Regions from separate parts of the Homo sapiens genome. Here region 2 is linked to region 1. A link is a loop called in an ENCODE intact Hi-C map of the cell type or tissue named here. Cell type or tissue: HCT116. All regions are shown on one strand. Links, peaks and the distances in the headings refer to the core of each region. The heading gives the core; the rest is flanking DNA. Region 1 has its middle 38 kb from the start of ATG4C. Region 2 overlaps KANK4 (KN motif and ankyrin repeat domains 4).

The links. A loop is a pair of places that touch in the nucleus more often than their neighbours do. Peaks named below come from ENCODE experiments on the same cell type or tissue, not always from the same donor. Only the 100,000 strongest peaks of a DNase experiment are listed, where the experiment ranks them.
Region 2: it touches region 1 in a loop (5-fold over the local background); 2 of 110 quality-filtered maps call a loop at or near these places.

Annotation. Positions count from the first base shown.
Region 1 is chr1:62,743,927-62,749,311 of GRCh38, reverse strand. No RefSeq gene overlaps it. Among named protein-coding and RNA genes, the nearest start is that of ATG4C, 38 kb to the left of the region's middle. In HCT116, for the core only: a CTCF peak has its summit at 2,575 (motif pointing right); a DNase peak (open chromatin) is centred at 2,621; H3K4me3 peaks cover 459 bases.
Region 2 is chr1:62,291,453-62,296,837 of GRCh38, reverse strand. All of the region lies in intron 1 of KANK4 (KN motif and ankyrin repeat domains 4), which reads left to right. Among named protein-coding and RNA genes, the nearest start is that of KANK4, 25 kb to the left of the region's middle. RefSeq lists an enhancer at 632-691. In HCT116, for the core only: a CTCF peak has its summit at 2,456 (motif pointing left); a DNase peak (open chromatin) is centred at 2,507.

The DNA of each region.
Region 1 (5,385 bases), core at 170-5,169:
TACATATTACTCCTCAATGTACATATATACATATACGTAGATCTAAACATAATAATTCATGATGTAGTTTAACAATTCTTTACATTGGCAACATGACAAGCATTGCACATTAACAGTGCAAATAGTTTTATCTTTATAAAAATATTTAACAAGTTAAATAAAATTAAAATTAAATACTATTAAATATTTTCAAAATATTAAATTTTTATTTTACTTGAATAATTTTTATTTTGTTAATAAAATTTTTGCTTTGAATTTTAATAAATGAAATTAACAATTTCAGAAGAAAAATAACTTTTTAAAATATAAAAATAATTGTTAAATTTTACATTTATTTTAACTTATATTTTTATAAAATTTATGCAAATTTTATGACCTTATACTTTTTTATTTTTTAATTCCTCAGGCCATTTTACAATAAAATACAATTTATGTAAAAATATTGATTATAAAAACACATTTAGTTATTTTGTTGAAATTAAGGGAAGAAAACTAATCTCATGGAATAAGCATGTGTGATGAGTTGAATTGTGTCCCCTGCTCCTAAAATTTACAGGTTGAAATCCTAAACCCCAGTAACTCAGAATATGACCTTATTTGGAAATAGAATCATTGCAGATATGATTAGTTAAGGTAAAGTGAGATAATACCAGAGTAGGGTGAACTGTGAATCCTATATGACTGGTGTCCTTATTAAAACGGGAAATTTGAACACAGAGACAAACATGAAGGGATAACTCTAGGTGACGATTGGAATTATACTTTCCAGTAGGAGCATGAGACAGATCTTTTCTAGCTCCTTCAGAGGGAGCATGGCCTTGTCAATGCTTTGATCGTGGACCTCCGGTCTCTAAAATTGTGAGATAACAAATTTCTGTTGTTTAAGCCACTCAGTTGGTGGTACTTTGTTATAGCAGCCCTAGCAAACTAATATAGTATGCAATAATTTATAAATTATGTATGTCTTTCTTTTATTACTTGCCCAAATATTGCCAGTCTATCAACAGGATACACAGACATACACAATAATACTTAATTAAGCTCAATCAACTTTGATATTCAATCAATTTGTTATTCATCAATTTGATGACATTCAATAACAGAAAACCATAAGTTTAACCATATTTCCCAATTTGTTATTATAAAAGTATATTTAGACAAGGTAGAAAGATAAAAAAGTATAGTTTTAGCTCTTATAATTAGGTCTATGATCCATTTTGAGTTCCGATGGTATATGCTATGAGGTTAAGAGTTCATTCTTGTGCAAGTGGATATTCAGTTGTCCTAGTGTCATTTGTCGGAAAGATTATTTTTGCCCCACTAAATTGTATTGGCATGTTTGTTGAATATCAGTTGCCCATAAGTTATGGATGTATTTCTGAACCTGCAATTCTATTCTGTTGATATATATGTCTATCCTTATGCCAGCACAATACTGTCTTGACTACTATAACTTTGCGGTAGGTTTTGAAATTGGAAAATGTGAGTTCTCCAACTTTCTTCTTTTTCAACACTGTTTGGCTCTTCTGGGTCTCTTGCATTTCCTTATGGAGTTTAGAATAATCTTGTCAATTTCTGTAAAAAAAAAAAAAAAGCCAGCCAGAATTTTCATAGGAATTACGCTGAATCTGTAGCTCAATTTCAAGAGTATTGACATCTTAACAATATCAAGTCTTCCAATCCATGAACACAGATGCCTTTCTATTTATTTAAACCTCTAATTTCTTTCAATGATTTTTGTATGTTTTGTGTAGAAATCTTGCATTTCTTGTGTTAAATTTATTCCTAAGTATTTTATTCTTTTTGATGCTATTGTAGATGAAGTTGTTTTCTTAATTTCATTTTCAGATTACTTGTTCCTAGTGAATAGGAAAAATAACTGATTGTTGCATATTGATCTTGTACCATACCACCTTGAGTACACTTATTTATTAACTCTTAAACTTTTTTGTGGATTACCTAGGATTTACTTTCTGTATATGTGATGTCATCCATAAACAGATAGTTTTGCTTTTCTCCTTTCCAATTTGGATGTGTTTTATTTCTTTTTCTTAACTAATTGCCCTGATTAGAACCTCTAGAACAATGTTGAATAGAAGTGACAAGAACAATATCTATGTCTTGTGTCTGATCTGAAGGGAAAATCTTATTAGCTGTTGGACTTTGAGCAAGATATCTAACTTCTCCGTACTCAGTTTCCTTATCTGCAAAATGAAAATAATAATAGTACCTCCTTTATAAGGTTCTTGTGAAGATTATAAGAATCAATACAAGTAAAGTACATGGATCAGTGCTGGACATATGTCGTCTGCTTTTATTTTGGTCACTTTACTAAACATCACATGTACTGTCATCATCATTCTTAGCGTAATAGACAAGTTGGCTAAATTTCAAAGAATAATTCCTAAACCTGGGTATCTGTGTTACAAATTGTAGCTTATATTAAAGATATCCTCCTTCATAAAAAGTATAACATGAAGGTTGAGCAGATTAAATATGTCTAGAAAGTTGACCCTAGAATTAGTGATGAGAAAATATTGGGCATAGAAACGTAACAAATTAAACAGATTTCAATGAGTTGCCAGTAGATGGCTCTCTTAATCTGCTATTTCATTTTGAGTTCAGCTCTGTGCTTTTTTATATATTAAGTCACATCATCAAAAACCGCTGAAGAATGAGGCAGAGTGCTTTCCAGGAGCGATCTAATTTATTTGCCTTTCTTCTGGTGGGATTTACCATTCACAGTTGTAAACACACTTGCAGAGAAACCTCCTCAGTCAACCTCTGAGCTGAGAAACCTCCTCAGCTATGGTTTTGTTTGTTTTTAATTAATAAAACATGAGGAAACACTTTTGGATTTTGTTTTGTTTCGTTTTATTTTGAGACAAGGTCTCACTCTGTCACCTAGGCTGGAGTGCAGTGGTGCAATCTCAGCTCACTGAAACCTCTGCCTCGGGGTTCAAGCAATCCTCCTGCCTCAGCCTCCTGAGTAGCTGAAATTACAGGTGTGTGCCCCCATGCCCGGCTAATTTTTTAAATTTTTTGTAGAGACGGGGTTTCACCGTATTGCCCAGGCTGGTCTCAAACTCCTGACTCATGCGCCTGCCTCGGCCTTCCAAAGTGCTGGGATTATAGGTGTGGGCCACCAGGCCCGGCCTGGAAATGTTTTAATTGGAGCCTTAGAATGTCAATTATTTTTATTCACCGTGCTAGATGAATGAACATAATTTATTTTTTTAATTTTTCACAGACAATGGACTTCCAGTTTTTCTTGCTATATTTCTTTTTAATAGCTTTAGACCTGTCTAATCCTTCCCTCAGTTTTTCTCTGTATTATAATAAAGCCAAGTAATGGACTTATACAAATTTATCTTTTCTTTCTTTCTTTTTTTATTTTAGAGATAGGATCTCTCTATGTTGCCCAGGCTGCATTTGAACTCCTGGGTTCAAAGTGATCTTCCTGCTTCAGCCTCCCAAGTAGCTTGGACTACAGATACATAGCACCATGCCGGGCAAGTCTATTTGTTCTTTAATATATCGGTTAGCTGTTCAAGACCTTTCTGTTCCTGTGGCACTTTGCCTTCATTTTATTATACTGTCATTTATTAGCATTGATTACTTTTACTACTAGTTCCTCAAATGTTTGGTGAAGCTATACCTTATTCTCTAAGACATTAGTTGCTGTGACAGATACATCCAGATGTTTGCCTGTCAAACCTTACAATGTATAGAGTTCATAGCCCTACCTACTGCTTCTGCAAAGTTCTAGAACTTATTTCCTCAGAATTATGTCTCTAAACTCCTAAATATGCCTGTGCTCTACAGTTCCATCCCATCCTAGGCCAGTTGAGAGAGGAAGAACAGACTCTTCCACTGGTTTCACAAAAAACTTGCTTGTAGCCAAATACTTGATAAAAGTCTGCAGGGTTCTAGAGAGGAGTCACAGGGCAAGGTGCCTAGTCTTTCACCAGTTCAAACAGTTGTTTGGTTTCCCTTCATATTTTCTCTTCTTTACTTCTCTCCATTTCATCCCTATATCTCCAGAATAAAAAAAATAAACTCAACCCTCTTCTCCACAGAACCGTTCTTCCAAGAGTCAGATGTTAAGTTCCTCAGATTCCTGAACTGTTCCCATGGGTAACTCTAAAGCTGGATGGCCTTTTAGGTACGTCCTGAATCAAGGCAAGAGGCCAGCCCTTTGTATCCCTCATTGATCAGTCTTTGGATTCAAGCTATTCTCAGGGAGGAGGGATAAACTTGAGTGAGACACCTCCCTTTGTCTCAGAAAGAGACTCAACTATGAGCCATCAGCAGCCAACACTCCCAAAACCTGAAGGAAACCAATGCTTCGATTCTAAATAAGGCATCTGGGTAGTGTGCTGTAGAATTCACTTCAGAGTCCATCTTCAGAAGAAAAAAGCAAGGCCCCAAAAGCAAGAAATAAACCAGAATAAGCTATGAAGACCCAACAACATTATTTGAGTCCCTTAGCACAGTTCTATTCCTGGAATTTGTAGGGATGTGAGCCAATAGATTCCATTTTCTGCTTTTGCTGTTTGAAATTGGGTTTCTGGCACTTACAACTGAAGGACTCCTGACTAACAATACTTTATGTTTGAAGAAAGCAATAATCACTATTTTCTACTTCCTGCACTTATCACAATGTTTGTATTATAATTTCTTTGTTTATACATCTATTTCTCTAATGAAATTATAAATTTCTTAAAAAATCATATTAGGTTGGTGCAAAAGTAATTGCTGGTTTTGCCATACTTTTATTTACCCTATCTCTAGCATCTATAGAAATGCATAAATAAAGGTGATAGGGAATAAATATTTGTTGAATTAATGAATAAGAAAGTGCCAAGATTATAGACAATGAATGGGTATGGACATGGAAGAGTTCACAGGGCACAATAAGTAAAGAAAGGGTAGTCAAAAATTGACTTACCAAAAAAATAGACTTGAAAGACATAATATTTGGGCTCTCAGAGTTCACATCTCCTCTCTTAGCCCTACCCAAAGTGGAATTTAACCAAAGATACTTAGATTTATTTATTTATTTACTTATTTATTTATGAGACAGAAATGTGTTCTGTTGCCCAGGCTGGAGTGCAGTGGTGCAAACATGGCTCACTGCAGCGTTGATCTCCTGGGCTCAAGTCATCCTCCTGCCTCAGCCTCCTAAGTAGCTGGGACCACAGGCACACACCACCATCCTTGGCCAATTTTTAAAAAAATTTTATTTATTTATTTTTAAATTTTTTTCCTTAAGTTATTGGGGTACAGGTGGTATTTGGTTACATGAATAAGTTCTTTAGTGGTGATTTGTGAGATTTCAGTGCACCCCATCACCCGAGCAGTACACACTGCACCATATTTGTA
Region 2 (5,385 bases), core at 290-5,289, 450 kb after region 1:
CCAGATGTGGTGGCTCACGCCTATAATCCTAACACTTTGGGAGGCCAAGGCGGGTAGATCACTTGAGCCCAGTAGTTCAAGACCAGCCTGGACAACATGCCAAAACACTGTTTCAAAAATTAGCCGGGCATGGTGGTGTGCACCTGTAGTCCCAGCTACTCAGGAGACTGAGGCAGAAGGATCACCTGAGCCCAGGAGATTGAGGCTGCAGTGACCTGTGGTTATGCCACTGCACTCCAGACGGGGTGTCAGAGCGAGACCCTGTCTCAAAAAAACAAAAACAAAAACCAAAAAAACCACCAAAAATAATTTCTGTGCTTTCGGAGCCTTCTAAGTAATTTCCTACAAAGGACACTTCTGGCAGAGCTTTCTTGGCTGTTATCCCTCCATTATTATGCAGATTGAGGTCATTCAGTGATGAAAAAGCCATGGACAAATGGAGCCAATATTGGAATTCCCAATGAAGGGGCCAGAGAGAGGCTGGCAGTGGAGGGATGAGTAGATGCCAGAGGCGGGGGAGGTGAGGGAGTGAAGAACCAGGTGGGAGGATTCACATAAGGATGTTGGGGAACGGCACACACTGCTGCTGGGGCAGTCACTCTGCTGGAAATAGACACCTAGAACAGCAGAGATGGGAAAGAAAAAATTTAAGACTTTTGCTTCGTGCTAAGAATGCACTTCCCGTTTGGTATTTTCTCTAGAGACCGCAGTGAAGGTTTGGATTGCTTCCAATTAACTTTTTTCTCCTTAACTGCTGATTCTTTGAACACAGCCCTGAACTGAGGCTGGGCCATGAGGCAGCATCTTTATCTGGTTTACAGAGGAGTCGTGCCCAGGTTGTCCTAGGCACTGAGTAAGGATGGGTAAAGGACTTACCCAGGACAGAGTCAATACTTAATTGATGTTGGCAACTATTTTTATTGTTATGCGTTATACTTTCCCTGCAGCCAGAGGCTGCAAGCAAAGATCACCAACAGAAGTATGAGCAGTTCTCTGGCACACTTTACCACAATAAAAACTCCATTATTCCACATTTAAACTGGGGACGCTGGCCACATTCTTTTTAAAGAAACCATCAATTCCATGTCCTCCAATATCACACTGAGGACCAGTACATGAGATTTGTAAAGGAAAGCACTGGGTTAGGAGTCTCAAAAGCAGACTCTGACCTTGGCCCTGCTGTATGAGGTGGGCAGGTCATTGAGCCTCAGTTGCCCCTTTATGGGTGCAAATGTCGTCCAAGACCCTGTTTTATATTTCTCTCCTCCCAACAGTAGATAATCAGTGGACTGATTGAACATAAAGGATACCCAGGAGCACAAAAGGGGAACCTTGATTTGAAAGAGCCCATAACCTGGCTGGAAGAAAAGATGTGAGCAAGGCCAGGTGCAGTGGCTCACCCCTGTAATCCCAGCACTGTGGGAGGCCAAGGCGGGTGGATTGCCTGAGCTCAGGAGACCAGCCAGGATTGCCTGAGACCAGCCTGGGCAACATGGCGAAACCCTGTCTCTACTAAAAATACAAAAAAATTAGCCGGGCTTTGTGGCGGGCGCCTATAGTCCCTGTAGCTACTTGGGAGGCTGAGGCAGGAGAATCGCTTGAACCCGGGAGGTGAAGGTTGCAGTGAGCCAAGATGGCGCCACTGCACTCCCGCCTGGGCGACAGAGCAAAATTCCATCTCAAAAAAAAAAAAGAAAAGATGTGAGCAGAGTCACTAATAAAAGTCTGCCTATGCTATGCTCCAAATGCCCCACCATTCTGTGACACCTTTGAGCTGCTCCGTGGGGTGATATAAACCTGGGTGATATTGTCAATTTTGGCAATGCCTTTTCTTAGTAACTTTGCCCACATTAAAGCAAAACAAAACCCAGGCCACAACAATATATAACCTTCCTTTGTATTACCGGATGGAACACTGAAGGAATCCCATCTCTTTCAAGGGAAAGTTGAAGTTCAGAGAAGTTCCTGGTGCACTTCATCTCTCCTGAAGTCTCTTTGATTCATCTCTGATGATACCTGCCCTTCCTCTGGCTGGCATGCTGCCGAGGCTGGGTGGTCACCATCTTTGCTGGACCCACATCACACATGTCCGCTTCTTGTCAGACTGAACTTGCCAGAGGGTTAGGTGGGGCATTGTGAAATAATAACAGCTTTCCCGCCTGAAAAATCTGGAAACATCGCTTTCTCCACCCAGGTTCTGGGGATCACTTAGCCTCAGTTTGGTTTAAACTGATTTTCCTGAATGTGCAGCCTGTGCATATTTGAGCCAACAAAAACCTTCCTCCCAACCCAGAAGGCAGATGCAACAGCCCACGCAAGCTCTAAACTGTCTGCACCTGCAACTCGAGCTGTGGCACCCAGCTGATGCCTGCAGAGGCATCTGCTGAATTCTGGACCAGGGATGATGCTGCTCGGATGGGAGCTGCCCAAAGAGGGTGGGTGCAGGGGTGCCCCCCTGTGGAGTATTTGTGCCTACCCTTGAGAGGCTTTCGCTGAAGTGACCCAGGAGGGAGGAAGTGGAGCTGAATTCCTAGGAAACATTTACTCCAAATTGTGGTTTCCAAGCCCTCTGGACTGTAGCCCAGTTCAGGGGAGCAAAAGACTTTGTGGCCCACTGAGTCCACTCGCTCCTACTTTGCAGTGGGAGAGAATTTGGTAGTAACAAAGGATTAAAGGAGAAGAGAAAACTAATCAAAGTAATGCAGCAAATACTCAGGACAACAATCAACAGAAACTCCTAAAAGTAATTTTATAAGTAATGTAAATTAATAGAGTAGAAGCAGTTTAAAACCAAGAGATTGCCGATGCTGCGTTGTAGCCATTAAGGGTCACGGTTGCGAACACCAGAACCTGCTCTAGCAGGCCTATCTATTTATAATAGAAGAGGAATTTATTAAGGGATATGAAGTAGCTGAACATCACGCCACCATCTCCCCATAGTCACTTGCTGTAAATTCCAGTTTCAATCTTGGGGAGGTGGGTCTTCTGAGAAGGAAATAACCAAGTATAGGAAGGGTGTTCACAAAAGTGCTGGGTAGCTGAAGAAAAGCACACAACAAATGTCTTCTGCACTAATACCAAAACGCCCTTCCTGAGAATTGGAATTCCACCTCTTAGGCTGGGTGCATACACAGGAGTTTCGCTGTATTGTTTAGTGATGGATGGTGGTCACCTTTCTTTACAGAATAGAAAATGAATATTCTCAGTAAACTCTTCTAACACACTAATTTTTGTTTATTAATGCCAAGGCTTATTAACCCTCAATAACTCACATATTATGTTCCTAGTTCCTTATAAAAATGAATTCCCATGTAATACACTTGCTTGTAAGAATTGAAGAGAATACACATATTTGAGATGCATTTTTTATTCTTTTAGAAACCCTTAGTTTCTATCACTGGGCCAGGGACTCTGCTTTGAGAATTATAGATTTCAAGAATTGAGGCCGGGCATGGTGGCTCACACCTGTAATCCCAGCACTTTGGGAAGCCGAGGCCGGTAGATCATCTGAGATCAGGAGTTCGAGACCAGCCTGGCCAACATGCCAAAACCCCATCTCTACTAAAAATACAAAAAAAAAAAATTAGCGGGGTGTGGTGGTGCATGCCTGTAATCCCAGCTACTCAGGAGGCTGAGGCAGGAGAATCACTTGAACTTGGGAGGCAGAGGTTGCAGTGAGCCGAGATTGTGCCATTGTACTCCAGCCTGGGCAACAGAGTGACACTCTGTCTCACACACACACACACACACACACACACACACACACACACACACAAAGATTGAGACACTTAATGGCAGGGGCATTTCTAGGGCCCTATTAAGAGATCTCTGGGAACTGTGAAAGACCCAGAAGAAGAAGGCTTGATTCTTGCTGTCAGGGAGCTTTCAGTCCAGCAAGAAGCATTAGGCAATTATCCAGTGACAAAGGTGGATGGCAGGACTAGACAGGGACCATGAGACGAGTTAGTTAACTTGCCCAAGGTCTCAATATATAGGAAAAGCAGCATTTGAACCCGTGTCTGTTGGATTCCAAAGCTGACTTTTGCCACTACCCTGTCCAGCAGGCTGACAAATCAGTGATCAGCTGACTTCCTTGTGTAGAACAGGTGATCCAAAACATGTCCAGATATATCAAACTGAGATTTCTGAAGCCTTTCAGGGTTCACCTCCCATTAAAATAGAGATTTGCCATTCTCAATTGGAGGAAGGCTTTTATAGTTACAAATTGGACTCCTAATCCCATGTGGCCTCACACCGATTAAAGAGTAGTTATTTACTATAGGATTTCAGAAATTAGAGAATTCTACCCAAATAGGCTCTCCAGATGGCTTCCTGGGGGAGGTGGGGTCTGGTGAGAGGAATGGGTAGGATTTGAACAATAGGTAATATGGGGAAATACTGGTCTAGTCAAGTGGCACCATGTAAGGGCAGACATAAAACCTTGAAGGAGAGGCTTAGAGTGCAGTTCTCATTGAGAACTTGCCATACCTCCTGCGTGTTCACGTGTTTCTAGGGTCATGGTTATTAAGGAAGAAAACACAGAATGGGCCCTTGTATGGACTCTATTACCAAGGTACTGTGTGACATTGAAAACAGGGTTAGATTAGGTGACCTGAAAAAATCCTTTTTAGCTCTTGTGAACCTTGAAAACATCATGTTAAGTGAAAGAAGCTAGTCACAAAAGATCACAGTGGTGTATGATTCCATTTGTAGGCAGTGTCCTCAATCGGCAAATCTATACAGACAGAAAGTAAATTCATGGTTTCCTGGGGCTGGGAGGGAATGGGGAGTGGAGTGGAGGGAATAGGGAATAACTGCTAACGAGTAGGGCATTTCTTTTTGGGGTGGTGAAATGTTCTGGAAATAGAGGGTGATCTTTTCAACAAATGGTGCTGGGAAAACTGAATATTCCCATGCAAAAAAATAAAGTTGTCTGAGTATGGTAGCTCACACCTATAATTCCAGCACTTTGGGAGGCCAAGGTGGGTGGATCACTTGAGGTCAGGGGTTCCAGACCAGCCTGACCAACACAGTGAAACCCCATCTCTACTAAAAATACAAGATTAGCCAGGCGTGGTGGTGCACACCTGTAATCCCAGCTACTTGGGAGGCTAAGGCAGGAGAATCACTTGATCCCGGGAGGTGGAGGTTGCATTGAGCTGAGATCACGTCATTGCACTCCAGCCTAGGTGACAGGGAGAGACTCTGTCTCAATAACCAAAAAAAAAAATTAGGTGTACCTGGTGGTATGCACCTGTAGTGCCAGCTACTCAGAAGGCTGAGGTGAGAGGATTGCAGAGCCCAGGCGTTTGAGCCTGTGGTGAGCTATGATTGTGCCACTGCACTCCAGCCTGGGCAACAGAGTGAGACCCTATCTAAAAAAAT